Regions from separate parts of the Mus musculus genome. Here all the other regions are linked to region 1. The links are chromatin loops, found by intact Hi-C in ENCODE. Cell type or tissue: left cerebral cortex. All regions are shown on one strand.

Region 1 (8,000 bases):
TTTACCCATGGAGTGCACCCGTCCCCACCTTCAGGAGCAGGCTATTTGGGGCACAAAGAATGCAGCGTGTGTCCAGGTGAGGAGCTCCTTGGTCTGAGTCATTAAAACAGCCAAGAAGCAACACCTCACCATCCTCAGCCCATCTCTCTCCCAAGATGCTTCCAGCTCTTATCTCCTCACAGCCAACTCTTGTGAAACTCTCCCTGCTCCCCAACACCCCAGCTCTCCAGGTCCCCAGGCATACAATCTTTCCACGACTTGTATCCAGCTCAGCTTACTTTCAAAAAGAGCTACGGTCAAGGTTTCTGGGTACAAACACTGGTCTCACTGCTGAAGCCGGGTCAGCTCGCTACGCCTCCAGTCCTGCTTCCGTAAAATGGGGTGGTAAGATCTGTAGGGGGAGGTCAATCGGTCGGTACATACCTGGCCCACCCCAATACACGAGCAGTGCTGATTGCTGTGATTTTCAGTTCTCATCGCCCTGCCTACCTGACCAATCTGACATCCCACTGCACCCCAGAATAAATCTCACATTGAACGGCACCTGATCTGCTCACCTGACCCTGTGATGCTCCCAGGTCCCAGGCTCCTGAGACCCACATCCAGGGACAGCTTCAGCAGGACTTGGCTTCCCCTCCTCTGAGCTGGTAGGGAATGCCAGCTAAGTGCTTCGGTGACGGAGAGCGTGCAGGGCAGGTCTGCCTGTCTGCAGACTTTCTGCTTCCATTCATTCCTTACCAGCCATGCCTTCTGTTGCCAAACAACTTCCAATGCCTTCTGAGGTCACGGGCACTAACCTATAATCTCTACCCATCTGTGATAGCCCTTCACTCCGTGAATCTGCCTCTGGTGGCATCCTAGAAGACTTGGTTGTCACAGCCCTGCCTCTGCATTCACTTCCTGAACTACAGTAAGAACCAAGTTCATAAAAGAGTCAGCCCACGGTACCACTGGCAAAGAGGAATGTCCAGAGTCACCAGCTGTGTGACATAAAGAAGGCTCTTGATTTCTCCAGCAGCAATAGGTTTCCAAACACACTTAAGAGATGCTATCCAGCTGTGAGCCTCAACTCTTCACCAAAACCGATCCACTAGAGCGAACTTAGAGGTGAGGGTCAAACTAGGGAACATGTCTGGAAAGTTCTAGGCTCAGTATGGCACACCTCATGATTTCAGAACCATCTCCTGGTGGCAGCTGGGAGGTGATTCAGTTGGTCTGTTCCTTGTGCAGTTGGAAGACCTGAGTTTGGTCCCCAGGTGGGACACACTCTTGTAATTGTGGCACTGGAGAGGTAGAGGCAGGTAAGCCCCTGGGTCTGGCCAGCCAGTCTGCTACTCTGCCAACTCCAGGCCAGAAAGAGACACCCTCAAACAACAACGTGAATAGTGCCAAGGAAATGACACCCAAGGGTTTCCTCTGGTCTCCACAGGTTCACCAGGATAAATGTGTGTACAGCCACAGGCCTACTATACACACAGACACACGAACACAAACCCACACTTTAAATAATTTCTCCCTCCCCCCCATACACACTTTCACACACAGAGACACACACACAGAGACATGCACACTCCCTCATACAAAGACACACAGAAACACACACAAAAAGACATAGACATACATCTCTTTCGTACACACATCTTCTCTTATACATGCATGTGCACACATACTTTCATATTCTCTTACACAGACTCTCACACGCACTTTTACATATTCTCTTTTTCTCTCTCACACACACACTTACTTTTATTCTCTCACACATACCCTCACACACACACACATATTCTCTCTCTCTCTCACACACATACTCCCATACACACACATACATCCTTGCATATTCTCACACACAGGCATGCACACATACAATCACATACAGTCTCTCTCTCTCTCTCTCTCTCTCTCTCTCTCAGATGTAACTGCAGGAACAAGCGCTTCTTTCTGGGGTCAGCTCACTTTGATGAACTAAGCCGCACTGAGCTCCTGCCTGCCTCCCCTGAAATGATGACAGCCTCCAGGGAGTGGGATGCCTGGCCGAGGAACAGTTTCCCCCACCTCTTCTAGAAGACAGGAAGCTCCTTACTCACGCATGGCTCCCCAGCGTGTGTGGCAGACAGTCTGAAACCCCAGTCACCCCGCCTAACAGAATTCATTCACTGTTTTTAGGTTGGCTTCACTTCTGCTACGATACGTCCCAAAGGAATGAGGACGGCGACTTTAAACAAGAACAGACGTCCCTGACTCAGGTCTCTTCACCTAAGCTCACTCACTTCAGGTGTGAAAAAGTCAACTAAAATTTCTGGAACAGGTTGGGATGACACATTGGCCAAGATCCCTGATACACTGGAAACTGAGCTTGAAATGTAGCTCTAACAGGGCACCTCAGCCACTGTGCCCGTACATAACTAGGTTGGCAGGCCAACTTGTTTGTATAGCTCTCAGACGTGCAGTTTGCCATTGCTGGGTTGGGGGAATTGCTTTTGGCAAGAGATATTCACTCATGATATTCACTTTGGTCAAACACTCCTCCAAAAGCTGTTTGCCATTTGGGTTCAATTCTTTGTTGTTGTGTTATGTTTGTTTTAGCAATACTTTGTGTGCCCTAAAGGTCCAAGAAATTGGATCCCAAAAAGTACATGCCCTATGATGGCCCAGAAGTTCATCCCACAGCCTGCCCAAAATTTCACCCAAACAAAGGTTGTGAAATAAAGGGGGCCCAAATTCAACCCTGTAGAAACACATTCAGATCCTATCTGAACCTCGTCTTGCCCTCCTATGCCTGTGCCTCCCTAATTAATGTAATTACCCTGGCAAAGTGAGTAGCTCCTTTGCCCCGACTCTCTGCAAGATCCGAGGCTAATTGCCCAAAGTAACCTGTCTCTCCAACAGCCTTAAAACCTAGATGAAATCATCAGTGAGAATACGGAAGACAATCAATCCACCAGGAAGAGACACCAAAATGTCTCATTTTCCCTTTTGACACCTGACATTAGTTACTTCTGCAACTTCCAAAATCCAAGAAGTTGGTACTGTGGCCATCTAACTTTCCAGCTGGGGAAACTGGCACTTCACAGTTAAATAGCTTCTCTGAGGCTCCAGTGCCAGTAGGGGCTACATAAAGATTCTGAATGCCACCCAGGGCTCTGAGCCTGTCTGTAAGACTGTCCCAGTGTTAGGCTTATTGTCTTGAGCAGCTGAGAGTTCCTGCCTTCCATGCTCAAGCTGTGGCTGTAAGACCACATTTGGGAAGGAGGAAAAGGAGAGACCGGGACCACGCAGAGGATTGAACCAGCTGGCCCCTAGCTCCTGACCATATGTCTCTTCAAGGCGTTGAAGGTAATGCGGTGTATGCCTTGTTGAGAGCTACAGTGACTGTCCTCTGTGAGCAGGACCCCTACTTCAGGCAGGAATGCTGAGTTTCCAAGCATTTACATCGATACCCAGCCCCTGAGCCATGCAATCAGAACAGGTGAGCATCCTTGCTCCTATGTGAGAGCTGCTCTCCAACGGGGCTGGAGGAAAGCATCCATAGGAAATCCACCCAAAGCCAGAGCAGGCAGAATCAAGTCCGTGTTTCCCTGAGCCTCCTCAGCGGAAGCTAGGAGGCAAGACGAGGTAATCGCAGATAATGTTTTGCTGCTCTTGACCCGAGTCACCAAGCACCAAGTGGGCAAGTGCAATGCTGACCACTGTTTTTCTGCTTTGCTTTGGGGTTTGCTTCTATTATCTTCTATTCAGACAGGCATGGGGAATTTCCCACCTGACAATTCTCATTCTTCACTTGAGCCTGTCTGCCATCTGTGAACAGCTCACTCATTGAGGAGGATCCAGGCCCCAGGAGGACTTCTTGCCCCGCCCCCAGACCTCAGGTTCCAATCTGTTAAAAAGGGAGGGTTCACTAGAGGGTCTTGCTAACGTTTTTCAACTTAGCTCTCAAGTAGAAAACAAACCCATGGAGAAGTGAAGCCGTTTGGTAACTCTCAGTTCCTGGGCCTGTATTCTACTGACAGCTTCAAAATCTTTACATAATTTTTTGAATAAAACAAGAGATTTCGCTGAAATTAATAGCACAATGGGAGGGAGGGTGAACCAGACAATAACAGCTGACTGACTGGTCTTGCAGAGGAGAAATGAGCCTCTGTCGTTCTCTGGGCGCCCCCTAGTGGCCATGAGGCTAAATCCTGGCAGAATGTTTCCAGACACCCACCAAAGAGGAAGGCAGGCGCCTGCCTACCAATGCAAGTCTAACCCAGCCTGCGGATCAGACAGCTAGAAGAACGCCTGCCTGACTGGAAGCCACAATGGAGCTCAGCGGCCAAGCATATGCCACAAAGATTCCAAGCCTGGCTGAGCTGTCTCACAAGCACTTAGGTGTGAGAATGTGAGGGTCCCCACCACAGATTCCAGGCCTGCCCTCCCTGCTCCGACCCCTCACCTTCTCACATCTTCAACCTGCACCTCAGACAGCGCCTGTTTTTCATTATCCTGCTTTCCAACTTACCAGCACGATTCTTCATCAGCTATTAAGACAACCAGGGAAAGGAGCTACACTAAGTTTCCGCTTATTCAACGTCCAGCCTGGGGAGTGTCACCTCGGGAAGAAACGCATGAATGAGCGTGCTGCTCAGGCTCTTCATCTGCAGATAATCTCTCCAACACACACACACACACACACACACACACACACACACAGAATTCTCAGTCTAGAAAGCAAAGGGCACCTGCGCAATTATCATAAAATTCATGTATGGCAGAGAAGTTTATTTTAAGAACACAAATCCCTATCTCCAACTCATTGATAACAGACGTTTTAAAGATGATAACGCAAGTCAGCGTGGGCAGTGAGTCTGAGAAGCGGAGGGGCTCTGCAGCTGGCCACATAGTTGAGATTACAAGAGCAAACCTTGCTGACCGCAATCAGTTTCCACAGAACTATCTCTATATAAATAAAAAAGAAATACTACCAACACACTGACAGTTCGCTTTGCCCTCCCTGTAGCTACTGGTTAGGTTTATAAGCAACAGCATCCTCCCCCAGTCCCCCAGTACCCCGAAAAACTGCACACACGAGAAGCGTCATAGTTTCTGACTTTGGCCCTAAATCGATTAAAGTACATCTGATATGCTTTAAATCAAAGAACCATGTGCATTTCTGCCATACACCACACAAACTCTTTCTGCAAGAGTCAGTCACTTTGAACCCAACTCTAGCCACAACCAGTGTGGATTTCAAGGGCCTGTTCTGCAGAGGGGGAACCGACAACAATCCAAAACTGGGACAATACTGAGCCCCCGAGGCACCTGGCAGAGCTTCAGCTGTATCGGGTGCGGCCGGCCAGACCCCTTGAACAATTTAAGTAGTCCTGAAGCCAGGACCTGGTAAGGCAAGCGAGCCTGCTGCAAATCAACTCTGGGACTGAATGGCCACCCCTGCCAGGGACATGTCATGCTTGCCAGAGGCGGGAATGCAAGCTGTCAAGAAACCTCAGACATTCAGTAGAAGCTTTTAGGTTTGATAGACAGGAGGAGTCTGTCTTTTGCAGCAAGAGCAGCATCAGGGTAAGCAAGCATCCCAGTGGAAAGGAGAAGTGGGACTGCAGGTAGATGGGAAAGAAGCGGGGGTCCTGAGCAACTACAGGACACCACACTTTCGAGCCCAGCTTCATGGCTGATAATGTAGGTCTTTTTGGAGTTTGTACAAATAAGGAACTCCCGGACAAGGTCTGAAGGTGTGTCTTTGGGGAAGACCCCATGTTCTCAAAGCTGCAAAATGTGAATCCTAAACACTACTTTGCTAGCTGGGGTAAAAAATAAAAAAATAAAAAAGGTGGGGTGAGAGAAGCCCCCAAAATATGTGCAGACAAGATGTAACAAGTGTTTTCGGAGATATACACCTGAGTCACGGGGTGCTGAAAGGAAAGTGAGGAGTCTGACTGGGGGCTTCTGCTGAAACCTTTCTAGAGAAGGGAGCCCCGGTGGCGTGGTGCCCCCAGACCGTCTCCCCGCCCCCATCTTGGGCCACCAGGGAACCAGCTCGAACCCCTCCAGGAATTTCCCTTACTCACCACTCGGCCTGAAAACCTCTCGGTGGCTCTCTTGACTTTGCCGTAGGTACCTTTGCCCAGGGTCTCTTGCAGCTCATAGCGATGCTTCAAGTTGTGTTTGTGGTGATGTCGCTTCACCCCGTGCGGCTTCCTGGGCTCCACTGGGGCTGCAGTCGCCCCGGCCACCGCCTCCAGCGGAGAGCCCGGCAAGCCGGTCTCTACAGCAGGGCCATCCCCTGCCGCGGACACTGCCGCCCCTTCCATGACCAAGCGCAGGGCGAGCCGAGTTGGAGAGGGCAGGTCCCGGCACAGGGGCTCGGGGTGGTCCCCACCGAGGGAAACCGGGGTGCGTTCAAGGTCGCCCCCGCAGCAGCATTGCTGAGACGACCCGACCTGGCTCTGGCTGCCGCTGGGGCACTAGCGGCGGCGGCGGCGGCGACTGCACATCTGGCGTCCCGGGCGCGCACGCTCGGCGCACCGCCCCCTGGCCAGCCGCGGCAATCTGCGGAGCGTCCGGCGAGGTGGCAGCGATGTCAGGGGAGGCGGTGGTGTTGGCGAGAAGGAGGGGAGAGGGTGGCTCCGCGCGCTGGAGAGGAGTGTTATGTGGGGCGCCGCGCCCCCCGCCCCCGCGCCGGGAGGACGCGCAGACGGGGCGGGGCGAGAGGGGAACGCGGGGCGGGCGCCCGGGTGTCCCCACCTCCGCGCCGGGCCACCGAGCAGGGAGGGGGCGGGGTGCGTGTCGTTGTTCACTCTTTGTGCGGCGCGGCGCAGGCCGGGGCGGCGGCCCGGCTGCTTTGTCCTCGCCGGGTGGGGACGCAAGGTCCCGGGTGGGTCGAGGTGGAGGGGTTGGGGATCGTCAGTGCTCTTGTCCCCTCCCCGAGCGTCCCGCACTCACCCTCCGGAACTACTGCGGGCCGTCCGCAGCTAGCTTGGGCCGATCGGCCTCGGATAAAGGTCGCAGGTCCCCGAGGCCGCAGAGGCGACAACGCACAGAGCCAGGCTCACGCTCTGTGGCCCGGGGCTGTAGCCTCCTGGGCCACCCTTCTTCATGTTTGTTATGGTGTGGCGGAGGCCGCCAGGCTCGCTGGAGCAGGGGGAGGCTGGGTTGAAAGGAGGCCCAGCGGTGTTGGGTTACCGGCGGTGAGTCACAGTCCCCTCCAGCCGCCGAGGCCCTGCAGGCCCCCAGCTCCGGCACGGTCAGGGCAGGGCCCTCCTGGAGCAACCGCGGAGCCTGGAAAGTCCCCGAGAGGGATGCTTCGGAACCCCGGCTCTCTCAGGGAGAAAGGCGGAGTCAGGAACGAAGGGAGGCTCGAAGGAGGAACCCGGCCCTTCTCCAGGGCTCCGATCTCCCGGTAAAGTTCGGGAGTCCAACAGGGACCAACACCTAAGAGGAGGGAAGTGGGGGCCTGGATGGAGCTGGGTCCCCTGAGCTGCCCAGCGCCATTGGAAAGACCCCTTTCCGACAAACCAAGGCTCTGAGATAAGCCTAGGCCTTGGCCTGCTGAGCAGTTCCTTGTCCAAGCCAGAGGCCACTTGCAGGCCTCTTGACCCCCTCAGGCGATGGGAATTTTCCTTTGACTAAAACGGCCAGATCTCACCCCACCAGGTGAAGGTCAGGCAGGAAGGCCTCCCAGCAAGGCTGCCCTGGTTCTCCTGAGATGAAGGGAGGAAAAATAAGACATGAAAAAATTAAAGGTATCTTGAGAAATTTTTTAAAGTAATTTCACATAAATTACATTGTTCCACACTAGGGTGGGAAGACCGACCAGGAAGAGCATCTGGTGTAGTCTCCAAGTACTGGCACTTCCTTCTGCAGCCCTCAGGTTCCTCCCGCCCTCCAAATTCCTTCTGACTTCACTCTTGTCTACTTCTCACCTTACACTGGACTCTAGCAACAGCCTGTCTTCTCGAGACGCCCCTCGCCCCCACCCCTGTTGTCAGAGTCATGGCCTGAAACAC
Region 2 (8,000 bases), 350 kb before region 1:
TGATTTTACATTAAAGACAGAGAGGACTGACCCCAAACACGGATGGCTTGAGAGCACCCAAGAATTGCAGGATTCTGTAGTTCCTGGAACCATCTAATATAAACAGAGTTGGGAAAAAAAGAAGTGTTTAAACGCTGCACTGGCAAGAAGGTGTGGTGGTCTATCTCACTAACTGAAGAACTTACGGTCTATCTCACTAACCCAGGAACTTGTTTCCAGGGAAGCTTTAGAAGAAGAAAGGTTTTAGCTACTTATTGTTTTAGGCATGAATGGTTCAAGGAAGTCTCAGCCATCACCATAAAGTAAACCTTTAAATGGCAAAGTAAAATAGCAAGTTTTTAACAGAACATAATAGGACATGCTGTCTATCCTCTTTCAAAAGCAACCTTGAGAACGGTTCTCACCCTTTCATAGGATGCTAATTGGGACACAGGTCAGGATGCTATAACAGAACACCACAGACTAGGTTGCTTAAACAACAAAGATGTATTTCTTCACAGTTCTAGAGACAAAAGTCCCCAGTCAGGAAGTCATCATGACCAGACTCTGGTCCTGGTTAGCTCTTGCTTGCAGATGGCTGCCACTGTGCTGTGTGCTAATGTGGCTGCTCCCTGGGCATGCAGGGGAGATGGGAGTGGGGAGGGAAGCAACAGATACAAAACATCACCTGTATGGATGGAATGTGGTCATCACCTAAGCTTAGGGAGGGGAATTAGTAATCCAAATGAGACTAATGTTATGGGTCATTGCTCCGATGTTAAACTAAGCTCCTCTTTGCTTTGACATAAATTCTGCACCTGCTGTGATTTCTAGGCACTGAAGTTTCGCTGTACTTGTAGCAAATAGATGCTTATTGGCATAGTTGGTGAGTGGTCCCATCCCTGGCCAGGAGCACCATTGCGCTCACACTTGGGACCCACTGTAATGTAACTTTTACTCATACAGTGGGTACGCAGGCAAGAGAGTTTTCCTGCAGGAAGGTTAATGGGAATTGACTAGAAACTTGGCCCAGGAAAGAACTAAGAAATACAAGAAGAAGCTAAATGAACATGTGTGAAAGAAGGGAATGAAAGAGAGGAGGTCCTGAGTCAAACATGACTGTGTCCCAGGATTGAATGAAACAAACAAACAAACAATCAGGAACGAACATGACTGCTCCTAGGTCTGTTGTAGGAGACATTTTATTATCTAGATATGTGGGAGAACATAGCCAGAGGCAAGGACATCAGGGAGAATCCAGAGTGGTCCTGACCAGACTGAGCTGGGTCATATGGAGAGAGGGGAAGGGGAAGGCAGAGGGGAGAGGGAGAAGTGCTGCAGCCAGTAGGGGCTTGGATTATATAGGGAAGAGTGGCCCAGCTCCCTGGGTTGGGGAGTTTAGGATAGGGGCAGGATATGCCAGTCAGGAGGACCCTGTAACAGGGAGGGACAGAGGGATGCTGGGAGAACCTGGTGGCCAAGTCTGCTTCGGTATGTTAAATAGGCACCTCAGCCATTTCTCCCAGGGCTGAAACCTAACAAGGATGAATGTTGAGAATATTGATATGAAAAACCCCAGATCTCAGCTCCAGAAAACTCAAGTGCAGAAACGAGAGGAAGGTATTCTAAGTGTGGCAGGGGAGGAGCGTTCTGTTTTAGAGAAGTTCCCCCACTTGACTGGAAGTGCAAAGGTCATGGGTTCCATTTTTAGGTAAGAAAGCCGAAGTTTCCATAAGTTGCCTAACATGGTCTTCTGGGGGTGTTGGGATTCCACAGGTCACATACAACAGATTCCAGCTATAGTCACGTGTAGCTGAAGGATGGGTGTGTATGGGGAGGTCTTCTAAGCAATGTGTCTTGCTTCATCCTTGTGTGACAGTACTCACAAACCGAGGTGTATGGTCACTCTATGAAATCTTGATGCGATGAACAGAGCCTAGGGGGTTGCTAGTGTAACAGGACAGGCTCCTTTACATGAAAAATCTGTAGAAAGACACTATAAGATAATAAGAAACTTACTTAACTACATGATCCAGTCACTGTTGACTTACAATCTCACTGGGCTCCTCCTAAACAGCAACTTTGCAACGGCTTGCATCATTTCCTGTGGCCATTGCCTGCCAGGTGCAAGCCAGGTGCATCAGCATGTAAAGACTGCTCATTATCCTAGCCTCCTCCCCCTCCCCCTCTTCCTCCTCCTCTTCCTCCTCCTCTTCCTTCTTCTCTTCCTTCCTTCTCCTCCTTCCTCGCTCTCTCTGTCTCTCTGTCTCTGTCTCTGTCTCTGTCTCTCTCTCTCTCTCTCTCTCTGTTCCCATGTGTTCCCAGTCAGCCTCTCATTCTGTCCTTCTCTGTTCCCTTCTTTTCTCTGCCTCTGCTCTTTTCAGGTCCCAACTCCCCTCCCTTCCCCAATGGTAACGTCCTTACATTAATCAGGTCTGTTGCATGGTGTGATTTCTCATATGCAGGGGAGCATGCATACAAATACTTGCTTACACAAATCTACTCTCTCATACACATATAGCTTAACCAAGCCAAACTCCCCACCATCCAATCCTCCATAGTCTACACTCTTCATGAAAGAGAATGCCTCGGTCAGTGAATGAATTAAAAATACATTAATGATAAAGCTGTGGGTTTTGCCTCTATGTTTCTCATTGTCTCGGCTCTTGCTTTGTTCTGTTGCTGGATGAAGTGAGGAGAGTCTTGACTAGCTTAAGTCTATGTGGCAGTGATGATTAACCTCTAGGAACACTAGACAGTTTCTTCTTCATGCTGTTGGCAGTCTATTGGGTGACACTTGGATCCCACAACTGACAGAGGTCAACGGACAGACAGACTGCTCATTCTGGTCGCTCTGTCCTCTGGTCACCAGAATCTGTGGTTACTGCGGGCTGCCATGGTGGGAAGGAGCACGGTGACTGGCACACTGGCTCTTAGGTCACCTGTCAGTAACACTGACCTCTAAAATGTCTCTAAGACATCTGCCCGTTCTTGTTTTAGATGTGGTTGGGTGGAGGCTGAAGCGAGTCAGGGGTGGTGAGTATAAAGAGGAGAAAAACAGAGAACTTGCAAAGATTCAGGCAGTGGACTGTAAGTGTGGAGGAATTCAAGGGGACTTCTGGAAAGGGGACTTTTAGCACAGTAGACTTTTGGCCACATTGAAGTACCAAATAAGACAACTTGAAATCACTGGCAGGTGCCTGGAGGAGGTGGGACTCCAATGTGAATGCCATACCGTGTTATTATTGTCATTTATATTTACAGCATAGCTCCTCAAAGCAGCTGCACTGGAGCTCAGCAGGCCTGTCTGAGAATGAGGACGGGAACTGAGTCATAAGCGTTATCAAAACTCTGTTGGCTTCTTCTTCCTCCTCTAGAAGGTCAGCCTTGCTTTTTAAAGGGACGAGGAAGCACTTACATCCCTGGGGTGGCGAGGTATTCCAGATGGTCCAATACCTGCTCCCACATCTCAGCTGCAGTCTGCAAATTTACCTCATCTAAGTCCTTAAGCGGGTTTCAAGCCTTGGCCTCAGAGGCAGAATTGGAAACCATAAAAATACCTCTTTGTTCAGCTCCCTGGAGGGAGAACAGATGTCGTCCGCCTAAATGATTTTCATAGACGGAACGTCTCCTATGGTGCAGCTGCCCTAGAATTTCCAGAAATGACTGGGGTGATGCAAGGTACTATGGAGACCTGGTAGCTGCAGTTAGCTTTCCTTCTGCGAGGTATCAGCATCGTCCTCCTTGGTGGGCTATGAGATGTTTATCAGTGGTACCAGGAGGTGGGAAGCCAATCTCTTCGTGACCACTGAGCTTCCCCACACATGGACAAGCCTAGAGCTGAATGGAGAGGTGAGCTGGGAACTGCCCCTCCCTTCTCCGCCAGGCTCACACATGCAATGTAGGAAGGAAGCCCAGTGCTGTTCTAATGTCCTCTAGGTGACAAGGATTTTTTGCACCATGTGCAGCTGTATTCAGCAAGTACATCAAGAGGTGTGGACATAACGGGACAAATAGCTCATTTTTGACTAAGGGCACTGAGTTCTAACATTACTATTGTGCCAAAAATGTACAGGCTGGGACCCCAAACACCCGCTGGTAGAGATTCTGTCATCTCCTCTGATCTAGGAAGCAAAGGTTAGAGAACAAGAGTTCAGAGTCTCCTATTAACTTTCTAACAACCAATCCCTCTGCCTTATTGTAGCCTTTACTAACCAGAGAAAGGGGGTTTGGCTGTTAGACGCAGAAGTGGATCACCTTCATGCAGGGCAGAGAAATGGCTGATTTTGTGTATCTGCTTGGCCGGATTATAGCAGACAGGAGCCATACCTTCATCTCTCCATGCTCCTTAGCTTGCAGATCTCAAATGCTGAGATGTCTTATCTTCTGTAGTCACGTGGGCCAGTTGTTTACAGGGATGACTTTAAAGATAGATTGTTTTACCTGCTACACATACACACCTACACACATACCATATACACCACACACACATGCCTACATACCACACCACACACACTCACACACACACACACATACCACACTACACCCCCCACACACACACACATACCACACATACCATATATACCACACACACCATATATACCACACACACCATACACACTACACATACACCACACACATACTGCACATAACACACACACACACACACACACACACACACACACACACAATTGGTTGCCTGGAGAAGTCTCATAGAGGCAGCTAGTTTCAAAACCTGACCCGTGAGTTCTACAGATTTTATGTTGAGGCATCTCTATTAGAGGTGGGGGTGGGGTAGTGCTCCCATTTGGTAACCTCGAGGTCTTGAGTACATTTCTTTTTAGCCTTTTGGGTTATTTAAAAATGAAATTGAAGCCTGGCAGTGATGGTGGTGCAGGCCTTTAATCCCAGCACTTAGGAGGCAGGCAGATCTCTATAAATTCAAGGCCAGCCTGGTGTATGGAGTGCGTTCCAGGATAACCAAGGCTACACAGAGAAACCCTGTCTCAAGAAACCAAACTGGAAAAAAAAAGTGCAACTCTCAGCTGCTTCACAGAGTTCCTGAGATACCAAGAGGCCACATTTTGGAGCCCTTTGTCTTGAGGTCCATGTGGCATTTCTGCCTGTTGCCATGATGCCAGTGAGGACATAGATGGGCCTTACCCCAGGCTGTTTCTCCTTGATCAAGACAAAACCTTAAGGAGGGGTCAGGGCCAGACAAGGGACATCAATTACTTGAGCGAGAAATTTCACCAATGATATCTGTTGTGGCTGGACTTGGGATGGCATGGTTGTCCCAGTCCCTGGACTTGAGGACACAACCATGGCTGCTTAGCTCCCACGAATCCTGTGACCCTCCTCCTTAATCTACCTAGAGCTTGCTTAATCTACCAAGATCTTTTCTGCACAGTAGAAGCCATAATATTCCCATCTTAGATCTTTCAGCCCCTAAGTAGATCCAGGCTACAGGGTTGTCTTTGTCTTCAAAACTCTCTCTGCTTTTGAGCCTGTGTGGCTACTGCACGCTGTCTCAGGAGGGCCCACGTCCTGGATAGGCTCCCTATTTCCCGAGGATGGGATTCTCTTCCACCCCCAACCTCTGGTGAGTGTGTTCCTATATGAGTTCATGTTGTGTCTCAGACTTGGTGTCCAACTCCAGAATCAGGGTCAAGGGTTCACCTCAGCTGCTTTGCATCCTTCTGTTGGACAGTAGGCACACTGCTATCTCCAAGAATATGGTGGAACTGTTTCATAATAACCCATAAGGCCTCAGCGTCCTCCCATCTTTTCGTCCAGTCCACACCAGAGTCACAGAGTCGATGGTTTTCTCCCATGCCCCCTGCCCCCCCAAGCTTTTAAAGATTTAGGGTTCTTTGGGCCTAAGCCACTCAGATGAAAATAATTTATAACCCCTTTCCATCCACTCCTTTTAAATACAAGCTGTGGGACCCCCCCCCCCTCTTACTCTCCCCTCTCCCAGGCCAAGAACTCTGGGATGCTTTAAATATTTCATGGTGAGTAAAGTGGATAAAATCCTTGCTTCCAGGGCTTGCTTCTCTGGGGATAAAGCAGTGTGTCTGTGGGAGGGTATTCATGAGAACTGCATTCTGAGCAATATGTACACTTTAGCCCTGGAGATCCTGCCCACTGCTGCGCCCTTCTGTTAATATGCATAACAATCTTAGGATACTTTTTGTTACTGTTACCTACTCAAACAAATCCTTTCACAGGACCCAAGACTGAAGGCAATAGAAGCCCAAGTCCACCCAATCCTACAGCTGTCACAAAAAGAAGCAAGCTGCAGAATGAGGTAGCTATGTCGCTTTCTCCAGTACAATTCAGAAGACCATGCAGCCTTCAGTTATGTCCACACCTTAGGTAAGATCTTATGGTCTCTAAATCTATGTAGTTGGTTTTGGCAGAGTTTGGTGGGTGGCTTGGGTAGCTTGATTGAATAACTTTGGCTGGACACTTATCTCTCTCCCTCTCCCCCTCCCCCTCTCTCTTTCTCTCTTCACTGAGTTACGTAGAAATTAGGTAATGTTGGTCATTTAGACTATGATCTGAAACTAGGGCACACCATAAACATATAAATTACTTTTGTGTGTGTATTCAATTCAATTTCCCAATGAGATTGTTTTTTTTCTTCCAGCATAAGAAATAATCTACTGATTATTTCTTATGTGTATGTGCATATGTGTATGTTCTCATGTGTACATGTGCATGTTTGTCCATGTATGTGTGAAGGTCAATCTCAGATGTCATTCCTTGGGTACTGTCCACATTGTTGTTTTGAGACAGTCTTTCACTGTTCTGGAACTCTCGGCTAGGCTTTCTGGCTAAGGAGTACCAGGCATCTCCCTCTCTCAACCTCCCCTGTGTACCCTCATGCCTGATTTTAAAATGTGGGTTCTAGGAATTGGGTTCTCATGGAAGGCTATGAGAGCTAGGATTCATCGTGGCAAAATTGAGATCCACTCTACCCGACTTAACCTAATGTGTACTGTCCTGGTTTGAATATGCTTGGCCCAGGGAGTGGCACTATTTGGAGGTGTGGCTTTGTTGGGATAGGTGTGTCATTGTGGGTGTGGGCTTTAAGGGCCTCATCCTAGCTTCCACAGTGGCCTTTACTGACTAAGCTCTCTCCCCAGAAGCATCTCCTCTAGAGAAGCATTAGCCATGCCATCCAATGAACAGAAACTTTTGGATGATGATAACAAACTTAATATTGTCTTTGGCAATATTCAAAATGACACTGACAATCCATTTATCCAAAGTCCTTGCTCCACTTTGTAGAGCTATCAGAAAAGATTGCTGTCTTCCACAGGACACCATCAGCTTAAGAGTCATTCTTCCTCTTGTGTTTACAGCCCCCATGGTTGCTTTTGAAATACTTCAAGTGGCAGTTATTGTACTGTCTTAGTTAGGATTTTACTGCTGTGAACAGACACCATGACCAAAGCAAGTCTTATAAAGGACAACATGTATTTGAGGCTGGTTTACAGGTCAGTCCATTATCATCAAGGTGGAAGCAGGGCAGCATCTAGGCAGGAATGGTGAAGAGAAAGCTGAGAGTTCTACATCTTCATCTTAAGGAGGCTAGTGGAAGACTGACTTCCAGACAGCTAGGATGAGGGTCTTAAAGCCCACGTCCACAGTGACACACCTATTCCAACAAGGCCACACCTCCAAATAGAGCCACTTCCTGGGCCAAGAATATTCAAACCATGACACATTAGGTTAAGTCAGGTAGAGTGGATCTCAATTTTGCCACGATGAATCCTAGCTCTCAGAGCCTTCCAGTCTTCCTTTGATTATCTTTGAAGCAGGGGTTAAAACCGGAAAGGCACAGAGACATCTGGAGCTGGTAGCACAGGGAAACCTGGCCCAAAGGAAGACTCAATGATCACTGAATTTAAGCAAACTGAATCAGATCTTAATTCCAGGATGTTTTAACTTTGACTTGGTTTGAAGACCTTACCAAGCCCAATCAGACTGACAGAAAGTTCTCTTTGGTGGCG
Region 3 (8,000 bases), 81 kb before region 1:
AAGTTAAAGGGAACAGAGGCAGTGTGTGGGCTGCATTGTGGCTAAAGTGCAGGGCAAAGTGGACAGACACAGAACCTGATGATAGAATGTAAAGATACGCACTCACACTAGAAACAAATAAGCATCCCTTATAAGATCACCAGTTAAACCTGTTGTATTCTGTAAAAAAAGAAAAAAGAAGCCAGGGATAGGTTTGGTGGAGGTGCAGTATGATGTGGAGGAAGGGGGTGCCTCTGTGGGCCCATGCTGAGGGATATACCCCCCCCCCCGAGGTACCAGCCACAGGACAGTACAATACAGAATAGAGTTTATTTAGGGCATGGGAAGGGGAGTTGAGGTGGTAGTAGAAACAGAGAAAGACAGAGGGAGGAGGGGAGGAAGGGAGAAAGGGGGAAAGGAAGGAGGAAAGGGAAGGAGGAGGAGGGAAAGAAGATAGAGAGAGGAGAGGAGAGGAGGGGAGGGGAGGGGAGGGGAGGGGAGGGAAGGGAAGGGAAGGGAAGGGAAGGGAAGGGAAGAGAAGAGAAGAGAAGAGAAGAGAAGAGAAGAGAAGAGAAGAGAAGAGAAGAGAAGAGAAGAGAAGAGAAGAGAAGAGAAGAGAAGAGAAGAGAAGAGAAGAGAAAAGAGGAGTAGAGGCCGGCCATGAACACATGGAGAGAGAGGAGGCAGGTGAATGGGGAGAGAAGGAACAGAGAAGGAAGAGGTAGGAGAGGAAGAGCAAGAGAATGAGGAGGAGGCAAGCAGCCCTTTTTATAGTGAGTCAGGCACACCTGGCTGTTGCCAGGTAACTGTGGAGCCGATCCTAGATGGAATGCCAACAAAACCTATGCCAAGATACCTATTCTTGCCTGTTAGCTTACTAAAACCTTGACAGTTCTACTCCCCTCAGTGGGCAGACGTGGATAAACATCCGTCTTCCCCATCCCTGAGGGGTGCAAAGGATACAAGCCCTCAGGGTGTGTCCACTACTTCTCTGGCGCTGATAGGAACGATCTACAGCAGGGAGGATTTGCTTTCTGCCCCAGTTTGAGAAAGAAATCAGATGGGTAATAATTAAATAAAATAAATATATGAGTAACTGCTAAGGTTTCACCTAACTCTTTAAGTTTTAAATAAAATCTGAGAAGAGCATAGGCTGAGCTTCTTTTATTCCCAGAACACAGTAGCATCTCTGTTTCTCTAACGGGTGCTCGTTGAATATTCACTAAATAAATGTGTATTCGCTATGGATTGCATTTGATTATTACTAACAGGGACAAACTAATTTTTCTCATCAAGAAAAAATGTAAATAAAACAACAAACAAAAGAGTCTAGTGTTGGGGCGTGCTGGTGCATGCCTGTGATTCCAGCACTTGGGAGACCAAGGCGGGAAGACTGAGTTCTAGTCCAGCCCAAGCTACATTACAGAGTAAAACGTGAAAATCTAAACGAACCAAAAGAAGAGTCTGTCTCTCTCCCTTTAAGAGAAGTCCCCCAAGCTTTAAGATACAGAAAGTGGGCCAAGTCTGGAGTCTAACTGCCAGCATGCATGAAAATTCCCAGCCACATGACCTTGAACTTGCTTGGTCTCTGGCTATGTATCAGTTTCTCCCATGGTAACAGGAGAATAACAATAAATTCCATCTCTTAGGGCCAGTTGTACATCTTAAAAGATGCAAGGTTGCTAGTCAGCTTTATCACCCTCGCAAACAAATAACCTGAGAAAGACGACGTGTGGAGGGGTGTTATTTGTTCCGGTCTCTGAGATATTTCTGTCGGTGGCCATCTGGCTCCCTGGTGAGTCAGAACACCACGGTGGTAAAAGCACATGGCAGAGCATGTTCACCTGATGATGGGAAAAGAGAGGAGGGAGGGAGGGAGGGAGGGAGGGCCACCAAAATGGCATACATTCAATAACCTTATCTATTTAACTAACCCTCATCTCTTGATTCCCATCTTCTTGCAATAACAATGGATTCATCAAAGGCTATTCATTGAAGATTACGTCAGAATGATGGAGTCATTGTGGATTACATCAGAGGCTAAGGACTCCCCAGAGGCCTATCAGCTTTCAACCAAGCCCTAACCTGAGACTGTGGAGATTTGGCATTCAAACTCTCCCATATAGGAACTGGGTTTGGATCAAAGGGTGGCCCCAACGGTGTGTTACCATCCATCCATTCCACTCCAGTCACAATTCATAGCGACAGAAATTGTGAACAATCACATCTGTATTTTATAATGTGTGAAACAATCTCCCTCACACTGTCTCTGTGTTCTGTCCCCTCCAAAATGTCAGTGGTATCCACAACGATACCGGCCTCAGCAGTTAGAGAAGGTCTGGTAGGCCACTCAGTGGGTAAATCACTTGCCACACAAACAGGAAGACTCACCTTTGGGTTCCCAAAGCCCGCAGAAAACTGTTCGGGTCGCATGCATCAATAATCCCGGCCCTCCTATGGGGGGCGGGCGGGGTGGACCAAGTCAGGAGAAGCTCCAGAAGTTCAGGGGCCAGGCAGCCTGGGGTACAAAGCAGAGAACAAGAAGAGGCCATGGCTCAAAGGAAGCAGAAGGCAAGAACCAACATCTATGGTTGTCCTCTGCCTTCCTCAATAGTCATGTCATAGCGTGCACTCACACATGCATACACACAAACAAGCATCATATGTGTCAGTTGCCCACCAGAGAGTACATGTGCAACCATCTGCGTGTGTTTAATCCTGTACTCTACTGCATAGCCTTAGGTGCGGGCAGCAAAATATTTACATGTTGAACATTTTCTGTGTTTGGATAGTGAATGTCTGTGTGAAACCTGTAACCTGTACATTATCATACAAAATATACACTTCTAGCTCACATTCACATACTGCTTCTACCGAGGCTTATTGCCCAGATACTCTGTGATTGGGTTTTCCTTAATACAGTTTGACCCTCCCTTTGCCTCGTGACTCCCCTCTCCTCTCCTCTCCTCTCCTCTCCTCTCCTCTCCTCTCCTCTCCTCTCCTCTCCTCTCCTCTCCTCTCCTCTCCTCTCCTCTCCTCTCCTCTCCTTGCTCGTATTAGATTGTCTCTGGAAGTTTGATTCAGGGATAAGTTCCAAACTGGGATGTATTTTGCTCTTTCTCTCATGCCCAGCTCAGAGCTGGGAAAAGCCATGATATGAGAAGGGAGATGAATCAAGGATGCTAAATGAGCAGAGAACCAAGTGAACCAGCTAGGTCCTGATTCACCCATAGCTGGGATGGGTGTCTTGTGTATCCAAGTAGCATCCTAGGCAGGCAAAACCACATCTCATTTTCTTTACATTTCTTTTCTGCATAGGTAATTAAAAGTTGCTTCATGGACTGGAGAGATGGCTCAGTGGTTAAGAGCACTGATTGCTCTTCCAGAGGTCCTGAGTTCAATTCCTAGGAACCACATATGGCTCACAACCATCTATAATGGGATCTGATGCCCCCTTCTGGTATGTCTGAAGAGAGCTACAGTGTACACATATAAATCAAATAAATAAATCTTTTTTGAAAAAAAAAAGTTGTTTTAAGTTGCTTGCAATTGAGGGCCATGCTGGGTGCAGCAGTTTGACAATCACATTTGAGCTAGCAAGTCAACTGAGGTTCTGATGACTAAATTCTATCCCAATAACCCACAGTGGGAGGAGAAAACTAAGACTCAAAAACTGTTCTCTGACCCTCACATGTGTGCTATCATGAGCACATACACACACACACACACACACACACACACACACACCTGTCCACATATACTTGCTACACACACATATGCAGGCATGCATATACATATACAGGTGCACATATACCCTCACACACATATGCATGCATACTTGATACCTCACAGTTCTGTAGTTCACAAATCTAACCCAATATGACAAAATCCTCTGTTCGCCATCTCTTAAGGCTAAAGTCAACGTGTAAGAACAGCTTACTCTAATTTGCCTCGTATTTGCTATGATAAACACCATGAACTAAAGCAGCTTGGGAAGAGAAAGTTTATTTCATTTTACGACTTACAGTCCATTGGGGAAGGAACACAGGTTGAGAACCTGGAAACAGGAACAGAAGCAGGGGCCATGGAGTAGTGTTGTTTACTGGTGTGCTCCCCATGGCTTGCTCAGCTGCCTTTAAGATACAACCCAGAACCACTTGGGCAGTGGACTAAACATCCCCATATCAACAGTCAAGAAAATACCTCTACAGACTTCCCACAGGTCAGTCTGATGGATGTAATTCATTCCCCAGACTAAGCAACATGCAGCTACATTCAAGATGCCTAGGACTGGTGGACCACAAGTGTGTGATTATCGTGGTGTTCCTAGAGGAGACTGATGGATGCCAGTGTCTGGGAGTAGACAAGACCAGCCCTGAACAGGGACAAAAAGCAACTTAAGGAAGGAAGAGCTTATCCTGAGTCAAGGATTGAGGGTATAGTCCGTCATAATGGGGAAGACATAGCAGTAAGTAGAAGGAAGCCAGTCACACTGTGACCATGATCAGAAAGCAGAGAGAGATGAATGCTGGTGCTCAGCTCCCTGGCTCCCTTTTTCCTTTTCGTTCAGTTCAGAAGTTCAGCCTACAGGACGGTGCCACCCACCCTCAGTCTTTCCTCTGTAGTTGAACCTTTCTGGAGTATCCTCACTCACATCCTAAGAGGTGGGTCTCCTAGGTGACTCCTACTAGAGTCAGGTTGACAGTGAAAATAATCATTACAAATGGAAGCGGCTGGAGACTTTGACTGGCTGTAAATGAGTCACCACTTTACTTCCCAAAGACATTCCAAAATGATTTGACTTTCCTCCCGTTGCTAAGTCTGGTGGTATTGCCTAGTAGATCTACCAGAATGTGCCAGAGGAAGGAGAGGAGAGACACGGCACAGAGGAAACTTAACTTGGAGAGTCTTTGATCTCAAGTGGCAGGCGCTGTGAGAGTAAAGGGGGTGCTGGGAGATACAGGGAAGATGGCCAGAGATGGAGGGAGGGAATGGAAGTGAGGCCAGGAGCAAGGTTGGCTCCTCCCAGATGTCCATTCCTAGCATTTGGTACAAACCAGGAGAATGAGAAACCGAAGAGGAGAAATAGGTATGCTGGGTGGGAAGAGAGAGATTGGACGCCTGAAGATCATTGGCACATAGGTTCATCCCTGTACCCAGCAGAGCAGAAGAGGGAATTTGAGAAAATGGAAGCTTTAGTTAAAAAGGAAAGGAAGGAGAGAGGAGGAGGAGGTCACAGAGTAGAAAGTACCCACAGGGAGCAAATATGAGGAGGGGCATCCCTACTGACAGCCTGCAATGGGAGCAGAGTCTGGCTGCCTCTGTACCAAGCACGTGATCCCATGCTCCCATCTGCCTTATAATTGTCCTGCCCAGCTTCAGCTTCCAAGGCACAGGCTGGATGCATCCTTGTGAGTCTGCAGCCCTGCACAGGCCTGCTGTCCTCATTTTGCAGGGAGAAAGCATCTTGGTGATATTATGAGACTCCAGATGGCACTCTGGGCTTCCTGCCCACATGCCTTATGCTTCCTCAACCCAAGAACGGTACCACCACCTGGGGTCTTCTTTATTTCTTCCCAACACAGCCCAACACAGCCATTCTCTTCCTCTTCATCAGCACACACTTCCTCTCCCTCCTCAGACCTCTGTCCTAGAATATCTTGCAAAGATCACAGGTTGTGGAACTCCATAGACCTAGGCTAGTTATTTGGCTTTTCTGAATGTTCCAAATACTTCATTACATGCAGAGTGCAAGATGTAATAGCCTAATTCAGCACTTGGCACGAAGTAAAAGCCACATTGACATTAGTCTGGGCACACAGACCTGCAGACATCTTTTCAGAATCTAACAAATCTGTCCAAAGTTGGGGGAGGCGGGTACAATGTCAGTCAAAAGGAGAGAGCTGCTATCTGGTCTTGCCACTTCATTGTGTGATTTTAGGCTAGTTAGTCTTGTGACTTTTTGAGCCCTGGTTACCTCATCTATAAAAATGAGGCTACAAGTTGAATATCCCTTATTCAAACTGCTGAAGACCAGAAATATTTTGGATTGTAGACTTTTCCAGAATTTTTTTTAATATTTCATAAACATAGTGAGCTCTCTTTGGGGAAGGACACAAATCAGCACATGGGCTCATCACACGCAGCCTGAAAATAAGCTTATATGTGATTGCCTAGTCTCCAGGGAAAGCATGCCGCGTGAGCCTTCTTGATAAACCTTGCCCAAGTTGTGTTCCCAAGTGTCATGTCTTTGTTCATGATGTTCTGGTCTTAAACTTGGCCTTCCCTAATATGCTCAACATGTGACTTTCATCCGATTCAGATCCTTTGAATGTCTTTCCTATGTTAAAAAAAGTCCTCATCTTAAGATGTCTACTATAAGGTGGAGGTTACTATGGAAACCCTGTCCTAGGAGTACAGACATGTGCCCAAATCTACTCCAATTAGATAAACCCTAGCCTAACTTGACACGAGTTCAGATCCTATATTAAGATCCATTCTAGGAATGTCAGTTTTCAGTGTCAACCCTGACAAATGTACATTATCAATGTTCAGTCCTTAGTCACATGTTGGCAGTGCATGGAACAAAGACTGTGACCACTAGTGCCAGCTGCGAGGTCTCTACCTAATCAATTCTATAGCTGGGTTTTGGCTCCATACATGGAATCTCAATGACTAGTCCTGCTGCAAGACTCTGTGTTTATAATGAGCCTTAATAAGGTTCATCTCTGTTGAAAGAACCTGAAATTTTTCTCCCAGTATTTGGAGCTAAGAACTTCAACTATGAAGTGATGTCCCTCTTGCACCATGAACAGGATGAGAGTAGAAGCCAATCTTGCCTTAGTCAACACTGAGTTTCATTGTCTTAATCTCATATGTTCAGGAGCCGGGTCAGTTAGGAATCTTCTGTTGCAAGAAGACAGATGGCCAAATCCAACAAACAGAATCCAGAAGCCTTGGTGCTTGCTTTAAGGATGGATGGACTCAGAGATACAATGAGGTTGTATTATACACTGCCCTCCAGCCTTATGTTCAACTCACTCTCTCTTGACTCTCATTCAACTCATCACTTTTGGCTCTCAAGAATAAAATCTGCCACCAGAAGTGTTTCTAGGTTGACTTCATTTTCATAGAAATTTAGAGAAAAGAAAAAGGAAAGAAGGAAGGAAGGCACAAGGCCAAGGAGAAAGGAGGGAGAGAGAGGAAAGAGGGATGACCACTGTAAATCTCTCCAGCACCCCTACTTCAGTCAAATATCATCAATCAACCATGTTTGGGTCTCGGCATTAGTGAACTCTTAAGCCAATTGTGAATCCAAGAGAAGGAGAAATTCAAGTGGGAAGAACGATGAAGGCTGTGATAAAGTCACGTGGTAGGTGATGTACCCCCCTGACCCGTGACCCCTGACCTCAGGCATCACATTGTATTGGGAAGAACCATATAGCCATGGATATGACACATAACTGCAAGAAAAAAATATTTTAAAAAGAAAGGAACATCTCCATCACCACAGAGCTAAAAGAGGGCATAATATAAATGCAATATATCTATATAAATATAAAAATGAAGTCTACCTACCTGCCTGTCTCTTATACTCACATTCAGATATATCAGGATGAGGTATGAAATAGGTCTTGGGAGCTTAACCAAAGAATGGCCATGAGCATGCATCGAAGCAACGCTCAAAGGAAAGAGATAAAGTTCCTCGTTGCACCCAGAGGAAACGAGAAACCATTAACTGAGGTGTCAATTTCCTCATTACTCCATGCAGACCTCAGTAAAACCTTATCATTCTCAAATAGGAATTACACTTCAGGAAGTGGTCATTAAGACCTCTTACCGGGACGTGAACAAAGGCGAGTGAAGTAGGCTGTGTGGTATCCGAGGCTGCAAGAGAAAAACATACATACGTACTGCTGCTGGCCTTTCCTCCTCACCCACCCACCCCAGGCCTGGAACTGAACCAGCCTAACAAGCCAAGAATACTATTCCAAAAATTAAAAAAAAAATCTGCCAGACAT

Evidence for each region. A loop is a pair of places that touch in the nucleus more often than their neighbours do. Peaks named below come from ENCODE experiments on the same cell type or tissue, not always from the same donor. Only the 100,000 strongest peaks of a DNase experiment are listed, where the experiment ranks them.
Region 2: a loop joins it to region 1, with 2.6 times the contacts of the local background. A loop is called at or near these places in 2 of 42 quality-filtered maps.
Region 3: a loop joins it to region 1, with 7 times the contacts of the local background. A loop is called at or near these places in 2 of 42 quality-filtered maps.

Annotation. Positions count from the first base shown.
Region 1 is chr10:84,434,053-84,442,052 of GRCm38, forward strand. It overlaps Nuak1 (NUAK family, SNF1-like kinase, 1), which reads right to left and starts at 6,616. Exons shown (of 7, transcript NM_001004363.2): 1 at 6,063-6,616. The coding sequence starts at 6,305. In left cerebral cortex, CTCF peaks have their summits at 4,160 (motif pointing left) and 6,520; DNase peaks (open chromatin) are centred at 2,126, 3,222, 3,536, 4,176 and 4 more places; H3K4me3 peaks cover 6,398 bases; H3K27ac peaks cover 6,055 bases.
Region 2 is chr10:84,086,053-84,094,052 of GRCm38, forward strand. All of the region lies in intron 1 of Gm34184 (predicted gene, 34184), which reads right to left. Gm34113 (a long non-coding RNA gene) reads left to right here. Exons shown (of 3, transcript XR_380638.2): 2 at 6,210-6,357. Among named protein-coding and RNA genes, the nearest start is that of Gm34113, 5.4 kb to the left of the region's middle. In left cerebral cortex, no CTCF peak of the experiment used is centred here; DNase peaks (open chromatin) are centred at 3,442, 3,869, 4,318 and 6,144; H3K27ac peaks cover 2,262 bases.
Region 3 is chr10:84,352,775-84,360,774 of GRCm38, forward strand. No RefSeq gene overlaps it. Among named protein-coding and RNA genes, the nearest start is that of Gm46201, 21 kb to the left of the region's middle. In left cerebral cortex, a CTCF peak has its summit at 3,429 (motif pointing left); DNase peaks (open chromatin) are centred at 1,747, 4,947, 5,438, 5,797 and 1 more place; H3K27ac peaks cover 5,226 bases.